2 separate regions of the Homo sapiens genome follow, and region 2 is linked to region 1. A link is a loop called in an ENCODE intact Hi-C map of the cell type or tissue named here. Cell type or tissue: PC-3. All regions are shown on one strand. Links, peaks and the distances in the headings refer to the core of each region. The heading gives the core; the rest is flanking DNA.

What was found. A loop is a pair of places that touch in the nucleus more often than their neighbours do. Peaks named below come from ENCODE experiments on the same cell type or tissue, not always from the same donor. Only the 100,000 strongest peaks of a DNase experiment are listed, where the experiment ranks them.
Region 2: a loop joins it to region 1, with 2.0 times the contacts of the local background. A loop is called at or near these places in 13 of 110 quality-filtered maps.

What each region holds. Positions count from the first base shown.
Region 1 is chr1:214,476,848-214,487,794 of GRCh38, reverse strand. All of the region lies in intron 1 of PTPN14 (protein tyrosine phosphatase non-receptor type 14), which reads left to right. It also overlaps the pseudogene AP3S1P2. Among named protein-coding and RNA genes, the nearest start is that of PTPN14, 69 kb to the left of the region's middle. RefSeq lists an enhancer at 3,506-4,214. In PC-3, for the core only: a CTCF peak has its summit at 5,679; no DNase peak of the experiment used is centred there; H3K4me3 peaks cover 1,162 bases; H3K27ac peaks cover 1,479 bases.
Region 2 is chr1:214,560,522-214,571,468 of GRCh38, reverse strand. No RefSeq gene overlaps it. Among named protein-coding and RNA genes, the nearest start is that of PTPN14, 14 kb to the right of the region's middle. In PC-3, for the core only: no CTCF peak of the experiment used is centred there; DNase peaks (open chromatin) are centred at 1,908, 2,968 and 4,558; H3K4me3 peaks cover 1,293 bases; H3K27ac peaks cover 4,680 bases.

The DNA.
Region 1 (10,947 bases), core at 1,051-9,050:
AGCCAGCTTATCTTTCATCTTTTAGGTCACTGCTTAACATGTTAGCTCTCAACAAAGTGCTTTCAAACCTTCTTCACAGACTAATTGCAAAGTATATATTGATGGAGCTTTTTTGCCCTGTTGCTCTTCTAATTGGATGTAACAGTCGTTTTTTTTTTTTTGAGACGGAGTCTTGCTCTGTCTCCCAGGCTGGAGTGCAGTGGCGTGATCTCTGCTTGTTGCAACCTCTCCTTCCTGGGTTCAAGGGTTCAAGTGATTCTCCTGCCTCAGCCTCCTGAGCAACTGGGATTACAGGCACATGCCACTATGCCTGGCTAACTTTTGTATTTTTAGCAGAGACGGGGTTTCACCGTGTTGGCCAGGCTGGTCTCGAACTCCTGACCTCAGCTGATCTGCCCACCTCAGCCTCCCAACATGCTGGGATTACAGGCATGAGCCACCGCACCCAGCTGGATGTAATAGTCTTTGATGCACCTTCTTTAATTCTAGTCTGGCTGATCTCTCATAAGGTGTTCCCTGCCTCCTCCTCCTTCCTTCACTTTAATTCCTGTCTTTCACTTTAATTCCTGTCTTTCCTTCTCCTTTTCTTTCTCTAGTCATATGTGAACTACCCATGAATTAGTGACTTTAGGATTGTGCTTTGAAAAATAGGCATATTTTACTTGAATTTGTTTTAGTATAGGAATTGGGTTAAAAGAAGTGGATGCAATGCAGTTCATTTCTGCACTTACCTGTGAAAATATAAAAGCATACAGATTTTTTTCCAGTATTTATTATTTTGTGGTAGAATGAAAAAAAAAATAGATGCTTTGGGGATCTGATCAAAGCGCATAAATTAATGTGAATAGCTGAAGGTTGATGCATCTGGGTGACGGGGTCAACTTTTCCAGATTTACGGAGATGTACCAGAGTTAAAGCATGGGATATGCCATGTAAACATCTGAGAACTTTGGCATGTTTTGATTTATTTTTTTCACTGCAGTATTGAGTTTGGCCTATGTTCACTACTAGGGGGAATGGGAGAGGGTTCAGGGAGGTTGTTTTTGTTTTTCAAACAGAAGGGGAACAATGCTTAGCAAATGCCCCTGGGTGTGTGCCTCCAGCAAACACATACATTGGGTCAAGACCCTGATTTCTAGCCTCCCATTGCCTCTCATCTCAGTTTTTTTCCGTTTTGTTCTGGGCCCTGGGTAGTCTAGCAACTTTGTTCCTATTGTCCCAACCCTAAGTACTCCGAAGAATCTATTTCTCTAATGTGGTAAGTAGTTTTATACAACACTGTCAGCAGGCGGTGAGCTGTAAGTTATATTTCCATTGGGAGAGACTTACTTTGCTGTATCCCACTAGAATCTAAGGAAAAATCACAATAAAGGCTCATACTTTAAGATATTCTGGAAGATGGGAGACCATGTAGCCTAATGGAGACAGTATGAGCTCCATCACTAGCTAGTGTATCTCAGGTAAGTTACTTAGACTCTGTAAAGTTTGATTTACTGTTCTGTAGACTGAGGATAATGCCTCTACAGAGTTGATGACATGAGTATGAGAGATAACATATGTACAGTTTAGTATGGAGGAAGTGCTCCATAGATGGTAACTATGATTTTTGGTTAAATTAGGGTATGGTTTTGGGACATGAACATTTATTGATGATAACTTATTAACACCCCTCCCTCTACCCCTGCCTGCAGAGTAATTCTGATCATTTTAAGTGCCAGCACCTGTGGATATCTGTGAACAAGGACTCACCAATGAAATATAAAAGACTAGGCCGGGTGCGGTGGCTCACGCCTGTAATCCCAATACTTTGAGAGGCCAAGGCGGGCGGATCACGAGGTCAGGAGATCGAGACCATCCTGGCTAACATGGTGAAACCCCGTCTCTACTAAAAAATACAAAAAATTAGCTGGGTGTGGCGGCGGGCGCCTGTAGTCCCAGCTACTCGGGAGGCTGAGGTAGGAGAATGGCGTGAACCCGGGAGGCGGAGCTTGCAGTGAGCTGAGATCGCGCCACTGCACTCTGGCCTGGGCGACAGAGCGAGACTCCGTCTCAAAAAAAAAAAAAGAAATATAAAAGACTAGATGTCTTCAGCCCTGTGGTGGTTCCTCTTCATGCATTTAGGCGCAGTACAGAAACTCTCCATGTCTGTGGTTACATTCGCCTCTGTATTACTCAGTGGTTGGAGGTGAGGAGTTGGAAGTCTAGGTCAGTTGTACTTTGAATTTACCTGTAGGTCCACTTCTGCCAGCTCAGAGTCCATTAGCTCTTCCATATTCATCTGTTCTCAGCAATTACAGGAAGGAGAATTTCATACCACTTGTCTAATGAGGACTTGATCCCGGTGGTTATCACAGATTTCCCAAAATTGAATGAAATGCTCCTCTTGTTCCCCTTTCTGAAAGAATTCCAAAGCTTCCTTCAATGCAGTCAAGGGGATCCTTCCTTCCGCTAGAAGCATTCCTCTGTTTTGAGTCTAGAATGCTTCACGGTGCTTTTTGTCTTGTGGCAGCTTCCTGGGAGAGATACGAGGCTCACTTATAAGTGCTCAGAATAAAAATACGAAACACAGTAAGTGCTCAATAATGTTAGCTAGGATGGTGGTGGTGGTGGGTGATAAATGATTTAATCTCATTTATGCTCCATCTTCTCCTCCACTGTCCTTCCAGGATAATTAGCAGCACTAATAATCTGGTTAGACTCAGCTCAATGCTTTCTATTCGATATGAATAAGTGATTATTGTTTACTGCTAAGACAAGTGTGGTGTTGAGATGGCATTTTCTTTGTTGAACACATTTTTGTTTTTCCTTGAGAAAATGCCTAACCTTTTCATTCTCTTGGTTTTCCTTGAACATCTAAGTCTTCCCACACACCTCCAACTGCTTTGTGAAACAAACGCCTCTTGTATAACTTTCCACATTGTCCAACCTTTTCAGATAATCTCAGCACCTCGCACTTTTGCTTCCCCTGAAGACATCCCTCTTGGAGACCTTTAATGACCTTCTGTTCCCATCTGCATGGAGAGGAATAAAGACATTCAAACAAGTCTCCTATTTTCAAGTCCTTCCCTACCCATAACCTACCCATTTCCCTCGCAAAACAAAACACCTGGTACCTTGTGTCTCTAAAGTTAAGTGTACAGACAGCAAGTTTAGCTTTCTCTGCCAGGTTTTTACCTTCTGTATTTATATGTTGTGTTGGGGGGGTTTCTGAAACCCCCTTGTTTCATCAAACATGGAACTCTTTGCATCTGTATCTTGTTTTCTCAATGATTTGAAGCGATTTTTCAGTTGGGGAAAAAATGGGAACACCTGCATTTTACCACTTTAACTCAGCCATCTCCTAACTTCTAATTCCAAATTCATGTTTATTTATTATTTTTTAAAGAGATAGGGTCTCACTCTGTCACCTAGGCTTAGTGCAGTAATGCAATCATAGGATCATGGCTCATTGCAGCCTTGATCTCCCAGATACAAGCTATTCTCTTGCCCCAGCTTCCTGAGGAGCTAGGACCACAGGTGTGTGCTGCCATGCCTGGCTAATTTTTTAATTTTTTATAGAGACTAGGTGATACTGTGTTGATCAGGCTGGTCTTGAACTCCTGGGCTCAAGAGATCCTCATGCCTTGGCTTCCTGAAGTGCTGGGATTACAGGCATGAGCCACCACATCCAACACCAAATTCCTAATGATTGACTGGATTAAAATAACCATGCCAGGCAAGGAACTAAATACACCTATATTTTCTAGACCCATTCTACGATTTCTTTTTCCTTTTGTCCTATTCTTTATTATTGGATACAAATGATAACATGCTTATCTTTTGGAGATGAAAGGGTCTTTCTCTGGTGAGAACTCTTTTCTTTCAAATGCAGATTTTATGGGAAAATCCAACTGGCCTGCTCTGTGTTTTCTGTTAAATAAGCCCATCTCTATGAGTTAGGTGGTAAAGGTAATTTGTTTCATTTTAGTGCTATAACTTAAGAAGACAAGGAGAATTTAGAGTTAAGGGAGAACCACTGAGATAATTAAAAGGTGAAGAAATAATACCTAAAAAGAAAAAGTAAGAAAGGTAGGATTATTTATATCGGAGTATATGAGGGAGTGAGTGTCATAATGAGAGTTAAATATATAAAGGTGCAGTGTAGAGAAGATGGCACCCAGTTGCCCTTTTAAAATGAAAGACTTCAAGAGGAAATAGATTAAATTAGCAGTAGAGTCTGTAAATAGCATAACAGAGTATAAAAATAGCAGTAGAGTAAGTATATTTTACAAAGAAGAAACTTCAAGACAGTGAAAGTTGTTAACTGGAGGCGGGTGGGGAAGGGTCGCAGGCAAGATTACTAGGCGAGGCTTGTGCGCCCGCTCCCGCCCTGGCCACCAGTGCCCACCCGGTCGGCCTGGCACAGCCATGATCAAGGCGATCCTAATCTTCAACAACCACGGGAAGCCGCGGCTCTCCAAGTTCTACCGCCCCTACAGTGAAGATACACAACAGCAAATCATCAGGGAGACTTTCCATTTGGTATCTAAGAGAGATGAAAATGTTTGTAATTTCCTAGAAGGGGGATTATTAATTGGAGGATCTGACAACAAACTGATTTATAGACATTACACAACGTTATATTTTGTCTTCTGTGTAGATTCTTCAGAAAGTGAACTTGGCATTTTAGATGTCATTCAAGTATTTGTGGAAACATTAGACAAATGTTTTGAAAATGTCTGTGAACTGGATTTGATTTTCCATGTAGACAAGGTTCACAGTATTCTTGCAGAAATAGTATGGGGGGAATGGTATTGGAGACAAACATGAATGAGATTGTTACACAAATTGATGCACAAAGTAAGCTGGAAAAATCTGAGGGTGGCTTAGTGGGAGCTCCAGCCTGTGCTGTATCAGCTGTAAAGAATATGAATCTTCCTGAGATCCCAAGAAATATTAACATTGGTGACATCAGTATAAAAGTGCCAAACCTGTCCTCTTTTAAATAAAAATGTAAAAAGGCCACTCCCAGGTAAAATCCAGGGGGAAGAGTCATCTAAGTTTACCATGCAGTTGTTTACCAAAAATAGAGGAGGAGAGTCTTAACTTTTGCTCTTGGATTTAAGTCAAGGTACTATATAGAAGTTGTGTAAAATCAGTATGAAAGTTCAACGTTGCTTTTCTTGCTCAGTGATTTTAAAGAAATTGAGTAGTTTCTATGTGATTTTTTTTTTTTCTTTTCTAAACTGCATTCGGGTGCCCATCTACGGCATGCCTCTATGTATTGGCTACTACAGTGTTTTAAAAAGTGTTTCAGATATTTCTTTAATTATGTGCAACCTAAAATGTTGGTGTTTTGTATGGATCACAAGTGCAGCATTCCTTAATTCCTTCTGCTATTTGTCACACAATTGTTATTTAAAGAACCAAGTATGTATTGCATGAAAACATTATGACTTTTTTCTCTTAGTTTAAATAAACTCCAAGGTAACTGGACTTCTAAAGCACCTTTCTGTTTGCCTGATATCTACTTTAGCAATAATTTTTTTTACAACCCTCTGACTCAACAAAGTAAATAAAAGTATATTTTATCACTAAAAAAAAAAAAAGTTGTTACTGGAATGAGCTATCAAGGGATGGTCACCTTGAATAATTTTTATTTGATAGTGTTTAGCATCACCTACAGGTTCTAATTTAGCTAATAAATGACTAAGCACCATTACTTTTTTTGTGTGTCCAAATCAGTTCATTTTGTCTTGAGTGTCTTGAGAGTATCCATGCACAGGTAATAGCAAGAAGTCTTCATTCTTGCCTTTTTTTTTTTTTTTGGAGACAGACTCTCGCTCTGTCACCCAGGCTGGAGTGCAGTGGCGTGATCTGGGCTCGCTGCAAGCTCTGCCTCCTGGGTTCACGCCATTCTCCTGCCTCAGCCTCCCAAGTAGCTGGGACTACAGGTGCCCGCCACCATGCCCAGCTAATTTTTTTTGTATTTTTAGTAGAGATGGGGTTTCACTGTGTTAGCCAGGATGATCTTGATCTCCTGACCTCATGATCCACCTGCCTCGGCCTCCCAAAGTGTTGGAATTACAGGCGTGAGCCACCGCGCCTAGCTCATTCTTGCCTATTTTAATGTCTGTATTGGAATCCTTGTTTACCAATCTTACTTCAGAGCAGCAGTACTCTTGAGAAAACTGATGACTTCATAAGGCTCCAGTGTCTGTGTAAATGAGACAGTTTTCAAAAATCATATGTAATAGATAACTAGAATATTTTAATTTCTATTCTTTTTTTTTTTTTTTTTTTTGAGCGGGAGTTTCGCGCTTGTTTCCCAGGCTGGAGTGCAATGGTGCCATCTTGGCTCACAGCAACCTTGGCCTCCCAGGTTCGAGCAATTCTCCTGCCTCAGCCTCCCAAGTAGCTGGGACTACAGGCGCATGCCACCACGCCCAGCTAAATTTTTTTTGTATTTTTAGTAGAGATGGGGTTTCACCATGTTGGCCATGGTGGTCTCGAACTCCTGACCTCAGATGATCTGCCCACCTTGGCCTCCCAAAGTGCTGGGGATTATAGGCGTGAGCCACTGCGCCCGGCAGTTTTTATTCTTGTGCTGCATTTGTTTGACCCTGCAGTTGCTTCTGTTTCAAATGTTGCATTTATGTGAAATAAAGTGAGATTGGATATAATCTTTACACAAAAAAATCTTACTTGAAGTTCTTATTTTCTCTTTGAGCCATTATGTACCCTTGTCATCTCCTTTTCTCCTTTTTTACTTGACACGTTTTGTAGATTATCCTGAGCCCTAGAACAGTGTGTGGATGGTTGCAAATTTTCATCTGCTGCTTGTTTCTTTCTCGCCCTTGCCTCTGTGTGGGCTCTTCTCTTCCCAGCCGCCCAGCATATCTGCTGCTCTATTCATATCCTTACCTATCACTTCATACGACTTGGTAGGCAGAGAGGGTGCCTTTTCTTGTTCTTTGGGGAATATTGAGATCAATATTATGTGCTGTGGGAATAATGGTTTTTGAGAAAATGATATATAAATATAAGGGAGTACAGTCATTTGATGTTTGGGCCAAGTAATGTTTCTGTAGTTAACACTTGGTGGGGGGCAACAGTATTACATTTTTCAAAAGCTATCCTTAGATCTGCTTCCGAGGTTGAGGTGCTGTGACATGGCACTGTAGCTATTGAGAGATAGGATTGTTGATATTTTTGATGGTTGATCATACCCAGGGCCATGCCTAAGATTCACAGTTCACCTATTTGTTACAGACTGGATTTTGGGAGGCTTTCTGCTTCTTAGACTTCCTGTCACATGAAGACATTGAGACTTTGAGGTATCCCTTTTGGGATCAATATTCTCCTTTACTAAAGCTTTTCTGCCATCTTGAGGAATCATGCTTAAGGTAACCCAGTAAGAGAAAAAAGCTATAGCAAGAACTTGGTTCTTTTGACTCCAAGCGTGGGTCTTTTCTTTTTATGGAAGTGGTTAAGAAAACATATTGTTTCAGTCATCTTATAAGTGAAGAAATGGAAATCATAGTCATTTGTGATAGCCTCTGCATTTAACAGTTATTTGGGAAGCAATTTAGGAGTATGCAATAAGAGACTTCTAAAAATATGTAGTTTTTGACTCAATAACAGTCTTGAAGAATCTATTCCAATGAAAGAATCAGAAGTATAGGGAACTCTTTTTGAAAAATAGCAAAAAATTAGAACCAACCTAAGTTGTCAACAATAGCAAATGGTTAAATAAATGGTGATCCATACACTGGAATATTATGCAACAGTTTAAAATTGTTTTTGAAAAAATTTTAATAGCATGAGAAAATAATACATAGTAATCATAAATAATGAAAGATATCAAATAAGATGGTACAATCTCAGTTACACAATAAATTAAACATAATTAAAATGATGAAATAAAATATGCAAACATTTTAATATTGGTCCTCTGTGGGTGGTGACGTGGGTGATTTTTTTCTTTTAGTTTTCTGTCATTTCCAATATTCTTATAATGAATTATAATCAGAAAATATTAAAGGTTATTAAAATATTTAGGTAAAATAGAAAACGACTGAGCTTTCTAACCCTAATAATTCAAAAGAATAAATTTCAGGACATAAGCTGTTTTAATAAGTCTTTTTTTGTTTGTTTTTTTTGGATAATAAAGACAGGGTCGGGTACGGTGGCTGACGCCTGTAATCTCAGCAATTTGGGAGGCTGAGGTGGTAGATGAACTGAGGTCAGGAGTTTGAGACCAGCCTGGCCAACATGGTGAAACCCTATCTCCACTAAAAATACAAAAATTAGCCGGGCTTGGTGGTGGGCGCCTGTAATCCCAGCTACTTGGGAGACTGAGGCAGGAGAATCGTTTGAACCTGGGAGGCAGAGGTTGCAGTGAGCCAAGATCACGCCATTGCACTCCAGCCTGGGCGACAGAGCGAGACTCCATCTCAAAAAAAAAAAAAAAAGACAGGGTTTTGCTCTGTTGCCCCAGTTGGAGGGCAGTGATGCAATAGCTCACTGCAGCCTTGAACTCCTAGGCTCAAGCAATCCTCCTGCCTCAGCCTCCTGAGTAGCTGAGACTACATGCATGCACCACCACATTCAGTTAATTTTTAAATTTTTTGTAGAGATGTGGGTCTTGCTTTGTTGACCAGGCTGGTCACAAACTCCTGGACTCTAGTGATCATTCCACCTCGATCTCCCAAAGTGCCAAGATTACAGGCATGAGCCACTGTGCCAGACCAAAAAATTCTGATTTTAAAAAGGAATGCTTGATCCTTTTTTTTTTTTAAGCAAAATGTACTATTTTGTACATTTTGTATTTAGTCAATGTATGATTGTATATGGTGCTGAAAGCCATGTGATAATGGGAGAGTGCTCTAAATAGTATTTATTAATAAATAATTGACTATTGTTACTTATTTTATTATGTAAATGTACATCTTATGGTATAACCTAATGGTGAAAGATTGAGCTTTGGAGCCAGCCTTTGCCACCTGCTAGCTCTGGAACTTTGGCCAGGTTATGTAGCCTCAGTTTCCTTATCTGTAAATTGGACGTGTGAAGATAAATGAGAAAATACACGTAAAAGTCTTTAGCACACTTCCTGGCACATAGTAATCATTTAAAGGCTATTATAGCTGAAACGATCAATGAATCATGAGTGTTCTACTGAAGGAACCCTTCTTCCAAATTTTCTTACATATAGTATTTAGGAGGGACATATGTTAGGTGATTAAGGTTTTTTTGTTTTTTGTTTTTTTTCCAAATACAATGGTGATAATCCAAAGATTGTGTAAGAGAAAGTAGATGTTTCTTCTCTGTTCCTCCTCTTATATCTCTGAGTATGGAAATACTCCCTGGTTTTCTCCAAGCTCATATAAACCTAAACATACACAAGGTAACTGGTTTATTTGCTTTGGTTTTGCCTTATATATTACTCTGCAACTTTTCCTACTTAGTAACACATCATGAGCATTGTTCAGAGCTAATATAGATTGAACTCATTTTTAATAACTGCAGAATAGCCTAAATAATGTAGATATGCCAAAATGTACTTGAACTATGTATTATGGATACTCAGGTTGTTACAAATTGCCACCCTCTACTACAAATGACGTTGAATGCAGCATCCTTATACAGAATTTTTAAGATTCATTGCTTTTATTTCCAATGAAAGTTTCCCTAGAGTGACACTGCTGAGTTCAGAGTCAGTGCTAATTATAGTGCAAAGGGATTTGGGGTGCAAATAATATATAAAACTTTGTTGGTTTCTGCCCTTTTATAATCTAATTGAAGAAGAAGTACGCATGTATTTTTCTGTGGATTTCTTTGCTTATGTACAACAATTTTAGTAAATGGTGTTTATTCCTAGGGAGGTTTGAAATCCTTAGCATTCTGAAACATAAATCAGAAGAGCAAAAGGAGTCTCTTGAATTAGGTTTACTCTGTACAGTATTTGCTGTATTTATTAGATACAAATTTGTTAGAAATTGTACATAGTTAAGTCTTGCAGTTTTTAAGAGCTAAGAGTCCCACTTGAAAACTGAAGCACCTGACTTTTGCCCTCTTGTTCCTTAGTGTGCTTACACCCTACAGGGTTGCAGACAGGGGAAGAGCCATCCCCACATGCAGTATCTCATCTCTAGAGGCCCAGGCTTGCTCAGCACGGATGCAAGCAGCTGAACAAATCTTGTTTTGAGGTCACCGATGGTAACAGGAATGATAGTATGCTAACAAATTATTTTTACAACAGTAAAGTTACTGTGTTAGCATTAGACAGGTTCTTTTTCTTTGTAATATCACTGAGAGCTACTTAGTACAACATAAGTTGTTCCAAGTGTCCACTTAAGTAGTGTGGGGTATGTGTGTGTTGTGTGTCTTTACAAGGCAGGGGACAGAGAGAAGAAAGAACAATTGTAATGGGTTTGTGGTGCATGTACGTGCATGTGTGGCCGCAGTATACCTTTAATGAGCAGCACGACCATGTCTGTTTAGAAGCTTTGTTTTTCCCTGTTAGTAATTAACATTTGGTTACATCAGTTGGGATTATACAACTCTTTAACAGCTGATACTAGTTCATACCTGTTTTCATTCTTTCTCCCCTCTGATTCAGCTTCTTGGCTCTGGAGAAGTGATTGCGTTATACACTAGAATCCACTTGGTTGTACTGATTCACTGGAGTGGTCACATATCTGAAACCCACTGGGCACCCTGTTGCGGTTTCCAGTCAGTGGGACCTGTAGTTGCATGTTTTGGTTTCATATTTTTTCTCTTAGTGATGAACAGCCTTAACTTTAAAAATTCTCTGCTCTGTAACAATTGGCTTGTTGGGAAAACATTTTTACAGCTGTGGTATTTAGCAGTCATTGTGTTTCCTTGGGTTTCCTGCAGTATTCCGTGAAGTAGCAAGGATAATAATGGCGGTGATAGCAAACACATAACCAATGCTTACCATGT
Region 2 (10,947 bases), core at 1,305-9,304, 83 kb before region 1:
CTCTGTTCCCTTCTGTTGGTACTTCTAAAGATAAGAAAAGCAGACCAAATTGAAGATAATATCCTGTCACCACTCCTGCCTTCTCCCAACCCTGAGTGTTCAATCAGTTGGGTGGAAGATCATTATCAGAAGAAGGAGGCAAAGCAAGTGGTTCACATGACTGACAACCCCACTAGTTTCTCCCTCATCCCTTCACTGTGCAAAGATTGTAGATGTCACTTATTTAATATGGATGAGAATTAATGAAAATCATGTCTAGTCTTTGTCTGCTTCCAATGTGTCAATACCTCAGATTTTGCCATGTTTAAGAACCTTAGCGTCATTATGGCTAAAGAAGTCACCTGACTACAGTAAGTGAACTTCTCCATCTCCACTCTCCCTCCCATTATCTGGTAAGGGGGGAATTTTGCATAGCTTTTTGCAGGACATGCCTGTTAATTGATTGAGGCTCTGTCTCTTTCAAACAATGTTTTCCTCTGCCATTTTACAATGTGTACTCTTCCTATTATTGTATAAGAGGGAAAGTGCATCATTGTTCTATCATTATAGAAGAACTATTTTCTTGCAAGGAAAATTTCAGTATTCACGAATGCTAAATAACACATCTGGATGCTAATTTGGGGGAACTTCAGACATTAAGTATTCTGAAATAATCAGCTTCGAGTGCAAGACTATTTGGAGTTATAGGAATCCATGGTGAAGACAGAGGAGGAAATTAAAGCAAAGATATAAACAGTAGAGGCTAGAAGGAAAAGGAGTCACAGGAGGTACTTTTCTGTGAGTCAGAGTGAGCCTGACTCAAAACCGTGAACTGGACAAACATCTTCCCTTTTCCTTTCTTTACCAAGACCTGCTTAGAATTCCCAATGGCAGGATAACCATCACTACTACTTGTGGAGTTTACATTTTTACAGTGTTTGATGCTTAAACATTATATCTAATTGGCAACATTTTGGAATGGAAAAATACAGGTGAGGGGGAGTTTATAAAAGCAATTCCCTAGCCCAGAAAGTCTATTGCATGTCAAAAGTGTCTCAGTCCAGCCCTGGGAACAGTAATAAGGAAAATATTCTAGGCTCTTATCAAGATACTGATAGGAGGAAATAAGATGCATATGCCAACTACATAAAGATGGAAAAGAGTCAAATCTTTCTAGCAGAGAGTGATTGGCTAGCTTTATGTGTCAACTTGGTGAGGCTATAGTACCCAGTTTTCAATCAAACACTAATCTAGGTGTTGCTGTGGAGGCATTTTGTAGATCTGGTTAACATCTACAAGCAGTTGACTTTAAGTAAAGGAGATTATCTTGGATAATGTGGATGAGCCTCCTATAATCAGTTAAAAGGGCTTAAGAGCAAAACTAAGATTTCCCTGAGGAAGAGAATAAATTCTGCCCCATGACTGCAGCTCCTGCCCAAAAGTTTCCAGCCTGCCAGCCTTTGCTACAAATTTCAGACCTGCCAGCCCTGACAATGTGAAAGCATCTGGCTGGCTCTCTGTCTATCTATCTATCTATCTATCTATCTATCTATCTATCTATCTATCTATCTATCATCTATCTATCTATCTATCTATCTATCTATCTATCTATCTATCTATCTATCTATCTAATCTACCTACCCACCTACCCATCTATCTGTCTGTCCATCCATCCATCCATCCATCCATCCATCCATCCTACTGGTTCTGTTTCTCTGGAGAACCCTGATACAGAGAGTGATCTGGAAGACCTGAGGAAGTGATATTTAAACTGAGCCTTCAACGGATAAGGAGCTGACTATGTGAAAAGCAGAGATTAACCATGCCCCTTACACAGGGAAGAACATACCCAAGGGCCCTGAGATAGGAACAACTTTGGCATAAATAAGATCATGAAAAAGAAATCAGTATGTTGGGCACAGTGCACAGTGATGACTCAGGATGAGGTTGGAGAGGTTTGCAGAGGTTAGATCATGCAGGATTCATAGTAAAATATTTGGGCTTATTTTTCAAACTACTGTAGGAAGCCATTGAAGGTTTTTAACTTGGAGAAAAATGGCTGCATCATGGAAAAGAGATTGGAGGGGCCAGGAATGGAGGCAGACAAACACTTAGAAGGTGACTGTAGCGGTTCAGGTGGAAAATGATGGTAGCTTGCCCTAGTGTGTTGGCAGAGTGTGGGAAGAGGTGAGCTGATTGGAGATGACATGATGGGATGGACGAAGAAGGTGGTGGGAGGTAAGGGCATCAAGGATGTTCCTAGATTTCTGGCTTGAAGAACTGCGTAGATAGTGGTGTTATTTAATGCAACAGGGTAGACTGAGGGAGGAACACAAAGCATGCAAATGATGTGTTCAGGTTTTGTTTTGTTTTATTTTTTGTTTTTTGTTTTTTTGAGATGGAGTCTCTCTCTGTCACCCAGGCTGGAGTGTAGTGGCGCGATCTCAGTTCACTGCAACCTCCACCTCCGGGGTTCAAGTGATTCTCCTGCTTCAGCCTCCTGAGTAGCTGGGATTACAGGCAAGTGCCACCACACCTGGCTAATTTTTTTTTTTTTTTTTTTTTTTTTGTATTTTTAGTAGAGACGGGGTTTCACCATGTTGGCCAGGCTGGTCTCAAACTACTGACCTCAGGTGATCCGCCCACCTCGGCCTCCCAAAGTGCTGGGATTATAGGTGTGAGCCACTGTGCCCAGCCAAGTGTTCAGTTTTGATAGTGGAGCTCAGAAGAGAGGGTTCAAAATGAGATATAAATTTGGGAGTCATAGTATACAGATGGCATCTGAAGTTACATGAATGGTTGTGATTAATCGAGGAGAGAAGACAGAGAGTACTCAGGACTGAACCCTAGGTAATGACATTTAGAGATAAGGTAGAGAAGGAACAGCTAGAGGGATGGGGAAAAAAGCCAAAAACAAAAATGAATGTTCCAAGAGGAGTTGTGCTTCAGGAAAGAGGTCTAAGTCAACATGTGAAATGCTGCCAAGAAGCCAAGCAAAATGAGGACAGAAAAACAAACACAGGGTTTGGCCCCATGGCCTAGCTGTGAGTCCTGATGTCTAGTAATCTACTTAATGCTTTCTCACTTGCCATTTACAACGTGCAACAGGGAGCTCACTGTCACGGCTAATTCTAGGTGGTCACTGGACCTGCTAGGTATCGCTTTTCATAACCTGATGTACACAAGGGCCTGTTTGTTGTTGTTGTTTTCCTGAAGGAGGAAAAAGAAAAGTTGATACCTGGGCACCTGAGGATATAAAAGAAGGACAGGCTGTTCTGCACTCCCCAGCCTTGCCTCAGAGACCATGCATTATCTATAGGAGGCACCCTATGTAAGGATGAATTGCTTTGAAGATTCAAATATCCCAAGTTCTGGGTTTGGAGACTTATTTTCTTCCTTAATATTGTTTTTCCTTTTTTACTTCATGACATTTAACTCAATTTTCAGTTATGAATACATTTGGCATAATAATTTATTTGACATTTATGTCCATGTGGGACTGTAGCTTCCATGAGGCAAAGAGCCTGTCTAGTTTTGTGCACTTGCAACTAGAGCCCAGCATGAGGCCTGGCAGATAGTAAGAGTTCAAGATATAGCTGTTGAATTAATAAATGATGATGGGATGTGTAGAAATAGAAAATTATAGCCATAAGCTTATAGGCATAAACAGAGAATTAAAAGTCAGTGGTCTGTGTTTTCCCACATATGTTAATTTGCTACTTGTTTACACTGCTATTTTCCACTAATAGACAAGTGGTAACAGGCACTAGAAATTTAAAACACTGTATGAGAGATACACAGGAAATTGAAGAAATTTTATGTATTAACATTTTAGAGACAGTCATTAGTATATTTTAGCTGTAGGGCACCTCAGTACCCAGATCCTGTGCTGGTGTTTGGAGACTAGGCGATTATTTTTTATTGGTATATCCTGAAAAACCCAGATGTAAGATAGCTATAGTCCTAGAACTGTGGGAAATCCACTACTAGCGTAGTTCCTACAGCATTAGCCAAAACCACTGCTTTTTAAAATCAGACATTTGGGGGAAGGAACATGTGAGGAAACTGTGAACGTCTGAGGCCAGAAATGCACCAGAGAGTTATCTTAGAGAAATCAGCAAATCATACAATTTTAGAATTAAAGAAGTCTTCAGGCCAATTCCCCTTATTGTATTTTTAGGGTAAAAGGGCCTATAAGTGAACTGCAGAGTCACACAGCCAGCTGTTACAACTTGTCATAATCACATATGTCTGACCTCATGTCCCAATCCTAAATCAAAGGTGTGGGTATGAAAATTAGTGTAGATATTGAATTCATACTTAATAATCAATGCTGCTGCACATAATATTAAAAAGCCTATGCTGACAGCTCTGGTGATTTACCTTGACTGAGAAGCCACCCCCAAAATATGTATTTCATAAGTTTGGAATTTTTATATTAGGTTTTCTCCAAAGTAAGGCACTGCTGAACTTCTGTGATGAAATCTCAATTTTAGTACAAGTGAAAATGTCACTTTCTCCCCTTACAAACTCTTGCTAAGACACGGTGGTGAGCTCACCATGTGTCACACAGGGAGGCCGGAGCCCAGGCATGGCTACCAACAGCTGGAATGGAGGGTCTCTTACACATGAATCATAAATTCCTATCCTGCCAATTTTTTAATAAGTCACTTATTTCTGCACATTTTTGAAGAAACTGATAGTTTTGTACAAATATATATTAACATTTATGTTCTTGGTTACAGAATTTAAGAGATGACTAATCCTCCACAGATACAGGGAATTTCTCAAACTTTTTTTTTGTAACATTTGCTTTCTACACTAAAATTGATACCAGTGCATTTGCTGGCTGCAAATCAGTAAAGGCACGTATTCAGTCATATATTAAATACACAGAGGAATGTAACTCACTTTGCATAACAGCTATTATTTATGAAATGTTTTGGTCCTTATTTTTGCATTGTTTACTTCCTTTGTATGATTTTCATATTTTAGGAATTATGAAGTTAGGATATTCTTCTATGTTTCATTTATAGCTCTTACAGAAAAATGCTATTTTAGAGAAATGATGGTCAATGTTTCTACTGAGGATTGTTTTCTTGAATCTTATTCCTGTTTTCATTTCATGATGTCATAATATTTGTTGAAGTTTTATGTCAAGCATCATTTAATTTGAATGATTCTTCTTTAAAGAATACAGAAAAATGTGGTAGTAATATTCTTCAAGAAAATTAGCTATTGAACATTTTCCCTATATTCTATTATTTAAAAAAAAAACACATTCTTCATCATTATCAAATTTCATGTATTTATTCAAAATGCTTTGTTAAGTACAGGAAGAGAGAAAGATGATGACAAAGACCTGCTTCGGTCTAAATATGGAAGATGTTTTAAAAGTTCAGCCCAAAACATGTCTTACTCAACCTTGTATTATCATCATTTAGCAAACAGGAGGGGCTTATTAAAGGTTTTTGAAGCCAGCCATGGTGGCTCATGCCTGTAAATCCAGCACTTTGGGAGGCTGAAGTGGAAGATCCCTCGAGCTCAGGAGTTTGACACCAGCCTGGGTAACATAGAGAGACCCCATCCCTACTAAAAAGAAAAAAATCAGCCTGGCATGGTGGCATGCATCTGTGGTCCCAACTACTCAGGTGGCTGAAGCAAGAGATCACTTGAATCTGGGAGCTCAAGGCTGCGGTGAGCTATGATTGCACCACTGCACTTCAGTCTGGCTAACAAAGTGAGAGCCCATCTCAAAAAAAAAAAAAGTTTTGGAATTCATGTTAACATTACCTTATGTACATGGGAAAAAATTATCCACATTAGTCAATATTAATCTGCATATAGCTTGTAATAGATTACATTCTACTGTTTATAAGGAGTTTGTGGGAAAACTGGACAGAAACATTATCTCCCTAATTGGAGAAATTTTAACAAAAAGATTACATTGATTTTGTAGAACATATGGAGCTGCCTTAACAGATGGGTGGGAGTAGGTGGTTCCCTGCATGCATAAGGACCCTACAAATTCATCTTTCTGCTTCTTGTCAGAAGACAGAATAATAAGATCCATGCACACACTAAGTCTTTTTAAGTAAGGTCCATGTAGATATGATACTTAGTTTCTATTTATGTTTTTATGCTTGCCGAGTTTATTTTCTCCTTTTCTTTCCTGGACAAGTCTACTGTGATTTACTAACTAGCTATTTTAATGGAACAATTCTAGCTGAAACAGATGCTTAAAAAAACTGAATTAATAGGATTGACCAGTTATTTTTATGCCCAACACAAAGGTTACCTGTCTAAAGACTCAGGTCTCCTGACTTCAAATCCAGATCATAAACCATGGGGTGTGTTTGTAAAGTTGTGCCTAAATTTAACAAAATGTAAAAATCAAAATCAGTAGTGGCATTCACAATTTAAGGGAGCCCTTGGTTATATATGGCTACTTGTTTTTAGTGAAGATTCCTTCTAACCAATCCAAAACAAATTTGTTTCGTAAGTTCAAAATTTTTATATTGTGTTTTCTCCAAAGTGAGACACCTTTGAACTTACTCTGACAAGTTCAAATCCCAAATTTGACACCAACAAAAATGTCACTTTTCTCCATATTGTTAACAGTTTGAGATATATATATATATATATATACATATATAACTAAAAAAAAAAAACTTGTCTCACCCAAATATGTGGAATGACTCACAGTCAGCATTTTATAGTAGCTAAGGTTTAACTTCAGATTTTTCTTGCATCAAAATATATTTACATATATAAATATATAATTCATAATACATTATTTATATAATACATACCACATAAAACTTTTGTCTGCATCAGTATAGAGTTAAAGTGATTACCTTCAGGGAATGTTAAGACAGAAATGGGATATCAAAACAGACAACCCATCTTTTAATTATGTACTTCAACATTGTTTGAGATGAAAATATATTATTTTGCTCTGGGAGGCCGATGCAGGTGGATCACTTGAGCCCAGGATTTCGAGACTAGCCTGGGCAACATGGCAGAGACCCCATCTCTACTAAAAATACAATAAAATGGTCCCAGCTACTTAGCAGGCTGAGGTGGGAGGATGGAGGATGGACGCTTGAGCCATGGGGGTAGGAGGGTAGCAGAGATTGCAGTGAACCAAGATTGCACCACTGCACTCCAGCCTGGGTAACAGAACAAGACCTTGTCTCACCAAAAAAAAAAAAAAAAAAAAGAGAGAGAGAGAGAAAAAGAAAATATATTATTTTGTAATATATATTTCTCTTAAAAACTTTTAGGTTTTTAACTTTATTATTATTTCATACTTTTTCAAAATTAAACATAATACATAATAGTATAATTAACCCCCACATAGCCATCACCCAGCTTCATGAGTCATCAACTCATTGCCCAATCTTGCTTTGCCTATATACCCCTTTCCCATGTCTGTGTTATTTGGAAACAAAACCCAGATGCCAGAACATTTCAACCATAAGTATTTCAATAATACTCTAAAAGAGAAGGATTCTTTAATGTTACATAAACTCAATGCCAGCTATCACATCTAAAATATTTTACAATAATTCCTTAATATCTATCCAGCCAGTGTGCAAATTTCTTCATAAAGAGCATAAATGGCTTTCTTGTTTTAGAGTTTATTTGAATTAGGATACAAGTAAGGTCACATGAGATAGATAGTTGATATGTCTTTTAAGTCCTTTTTAATCTATAGAGTACTCCTATTTGTTCCCCCTCTTTTTGAAATGTATTTGTTAAAAAAAAATTTCCTGCCGGGCGTGGTGGCTCACGCCTGTAATCCCAGCACTTTGGGAGGCTGAGGCGGGTGGATCACGAGGTTAGGAGTTCGAGACCAGCCTGGCCACCATGGTGAAATCCCATCTCTACTAAAAATACAAAATTTAGCCGGGCGTGGTGGCACGCACCTGTAATTCCAGCTACTTGGGAGTCTGAGGCAGAAGAATTACTTGAACCTGGGAGGCGGAGGTTTCAGTGAGCCGAGATCGTGCCATTGCACTCCAGCCTGGGCAGCAGTGAGACTCCGTCTCAAAAAAAAAAAAAATTTGCTATTGTTTTCCACAGCCTAGATTCCTCTGATTGCGTCTCTGAGTCTGTTTGAACATATTCCTTTGTTCAGGTATTTTTTGTAAATTGGTAGCTGAATCTGCTCTACAGATTTGGTAGATTGAGGCTATCTTTCTCAGAACAAAATGGTGATAGTCTAATGTCTGATCATCTCTGTTTTTGTCATGTTAGCAACCACTGATAGTCATGCCTGGATCCATTACTGTACCAAAAGCCACAAAATGGTGGTATTTTAATTTTATCATCCTTTTTCATTTATTATCTAGAATATTTCCATAATGGAAAACCCATTCTCATCTATGACTAATCAGTGGTATCATTTTTTAGAAAAAAAGATGAATGATTTATTTCTATCCATTTATCGTTTTTCAAAATAATAAGTTGGTTCCATTGGTGACTAATTACTTTTTTTTTCTTGCACCATCGTGAACTTAGGGATTTAAACACAGTTGAAGTGTTTCAACTAATTGCCATTATTTTCCTGTTGATGGTAAAATTGGCCCTTCTTTAGCCATGAAAGTGTATTTCAAGGTAGTTTCTGAGTCATTTGGTCCTTTGGTTATGTATAACTTTTGTGCTATTTTGTTTTTGAGACAGGATCTTGCTCTGTTGCCCAGGCTGGAGTACAGGGCTGTGATCACGGGTCATCACTGCAACTTCAGTCTCCTGGGCTGAAGCGATGCGCCCTTCTGTAGCTGGGAGAACAGACACATGCACCATGTCCAATTTTTTTAATTTTTTGTGTACATGGGATCTCGGATATCACTTTGTTGCCCAGGCTGGTCTTGAACTCCTAGGTTCAAGCAGTCCTCCCTCCTCGGCCTTCCAAAATGCTGGAATTATAGGTGTGAGTCACCACACCCAGCCTCTATTCAGGTTTTTAGCCCTTTTTAAAATCAGGTTGTTAGATTTTTGCAACTGAGTTGTAAGAGTTCCTTACATACTTTGGGAATTAACCCCTTATTAGATATACAGTTTGCAAATATTGTCTCCAATTTTGTAGGTTACCTTTTCACTCTGTTGATTATTTTGCTGTGCAGAAGCTTTTTAGTTTGATGTAGTCTCACTTGTCTGTTTTTGCTTTTGTTACCTGTGCTTTTGGGATCATATGCACGAAATCATTGCCAAGGCCAGTATCGTGAAGTTTTCCCCTATGTTTTCTTCTAGAACTTTTACAGTTTCATGACTTACATTTCAATATTTAGTGTGTTTTGAGTTTATTTTTGCATATGGTGTAAGATATGGGTCCAATTTCATTCTTTTGCTTGGGGATATCCAGTTTTCCCAACACAATCTGTTGAAGAAACTGTCCTTTCCTCATTATGTATTCTTGGCACCCTTGTTGAAGATCAATTGACCATATATGTGTGGATTTTTTTCTGGGACCTCTGTTTTATTTCATAGGCTTATATGTCTGTCTTTATGCCAGTAGCATACTGTTTTAAATACTATGGCTTTGCAATTTATTTTGAAACCTTGATACCAAAGCCAGACAAGGACGCACAAGAAAAGAAAATTACAGGCCAATATTCCTTTTGAGTATACATATAAAAATCCTCAACAAAATGCTAGCAAAAAAACAAATTCAACAGCACGGTAAAAGGAGCATACACCATGACCAACTGGGATTTATTCCTCAGATGCAGGGACAGTTCAACATATGAAATCCACTAATGTGATATACCACATTAACACAGTGAAGGAAAAAATCACACCAAAACCCATGTTCTTTTGTAAGTTTTCTTGTATATTTTTCACCCTGAGACCAAGAGTTTGCCATTTCTCCAAGGAGCCCAGGTTTCCTTTAGTAGGAAATATTTGGAATAAAATAAAATTTTTAGCTGGATGGATAATTTGATGTGATCATCTTTAAAGTCTCAGAAAACCCTGAGTGTAGTGCTGGGGTTAAAAGCACAAGGTTTAGAGTCAGACAGATTAGAGTTTGAGCCCCAGCTCTATCATTGACCAGCTTGGTGATCTTGGAAAACTTACAAGGCTTCTGGTTTGGGACAAGACAGAAAAGCAGCATGGGCCGGGCGCGGTGGCTCACGCCTGTAATCCCAGCACTTTGGGAGGCCGAGGGGAGCATATCACAAGGTCAGGAGATGAAGACGATCCTGGCCAACATGGTGAAACCCCATCTCTACTAAAAATACAAAAATTAGCTGGGCGTGATAGCATGCGCCTGCAGTCCCAGCTACTCAGGAGGCTGAGGCAGGAGAATTGCTTGAACCCGGGAGGCAGAGGTTGCAGTGAGCCGAGATCGCGCCACCTCACTCCTGCCTAATAACAGAGTGAGATTCCATATATTAAAAAAAAAAAAAAAGGAAGAAAAGACAAGCAGCACAGCAGCACAGACTGAGAGTTGTCTCCTGGAGGAGATGCCGCAGGAAGATAGAGGAGAAGATGGATCTTCAGGCTGTGCTCAGCAACAAACCGCAGAAATCCTTGGGGTAGATAGAAGTTGATTTGGTCCACTGGTTAGCAGGTGAAGTGGGTCTGAGGTCACAAATAGGGAACGGGTTTGGGAAAAATTTTGTTTTAGTTTTGCCCTTTCCTCATCCCCTAGGCAGATTCCCTGTGCCACTCCCAACTTGGTACTGCAGAGGCAGGACATTAGCAGTACAGGCTAGTGGCAGCATGATAGCTGCAAGGCAGTGCCATAGCTTAGTGTGCTTATGAGCAGATGGCAATGCATGTAGTTGGTTTGACCAGCCCCTGAGAATTAACCCCCTCACCACCGCACACACACATACATCCCTGCTGTCACTACCCTGTGGGCATCCACTTATGATAGAGTGGCTGTGTCCAATAAAAGATTATTCAGAGGTTGCTTGGAGACCAGTTGAGCACAATGCTATGCCCCTCACATAATCA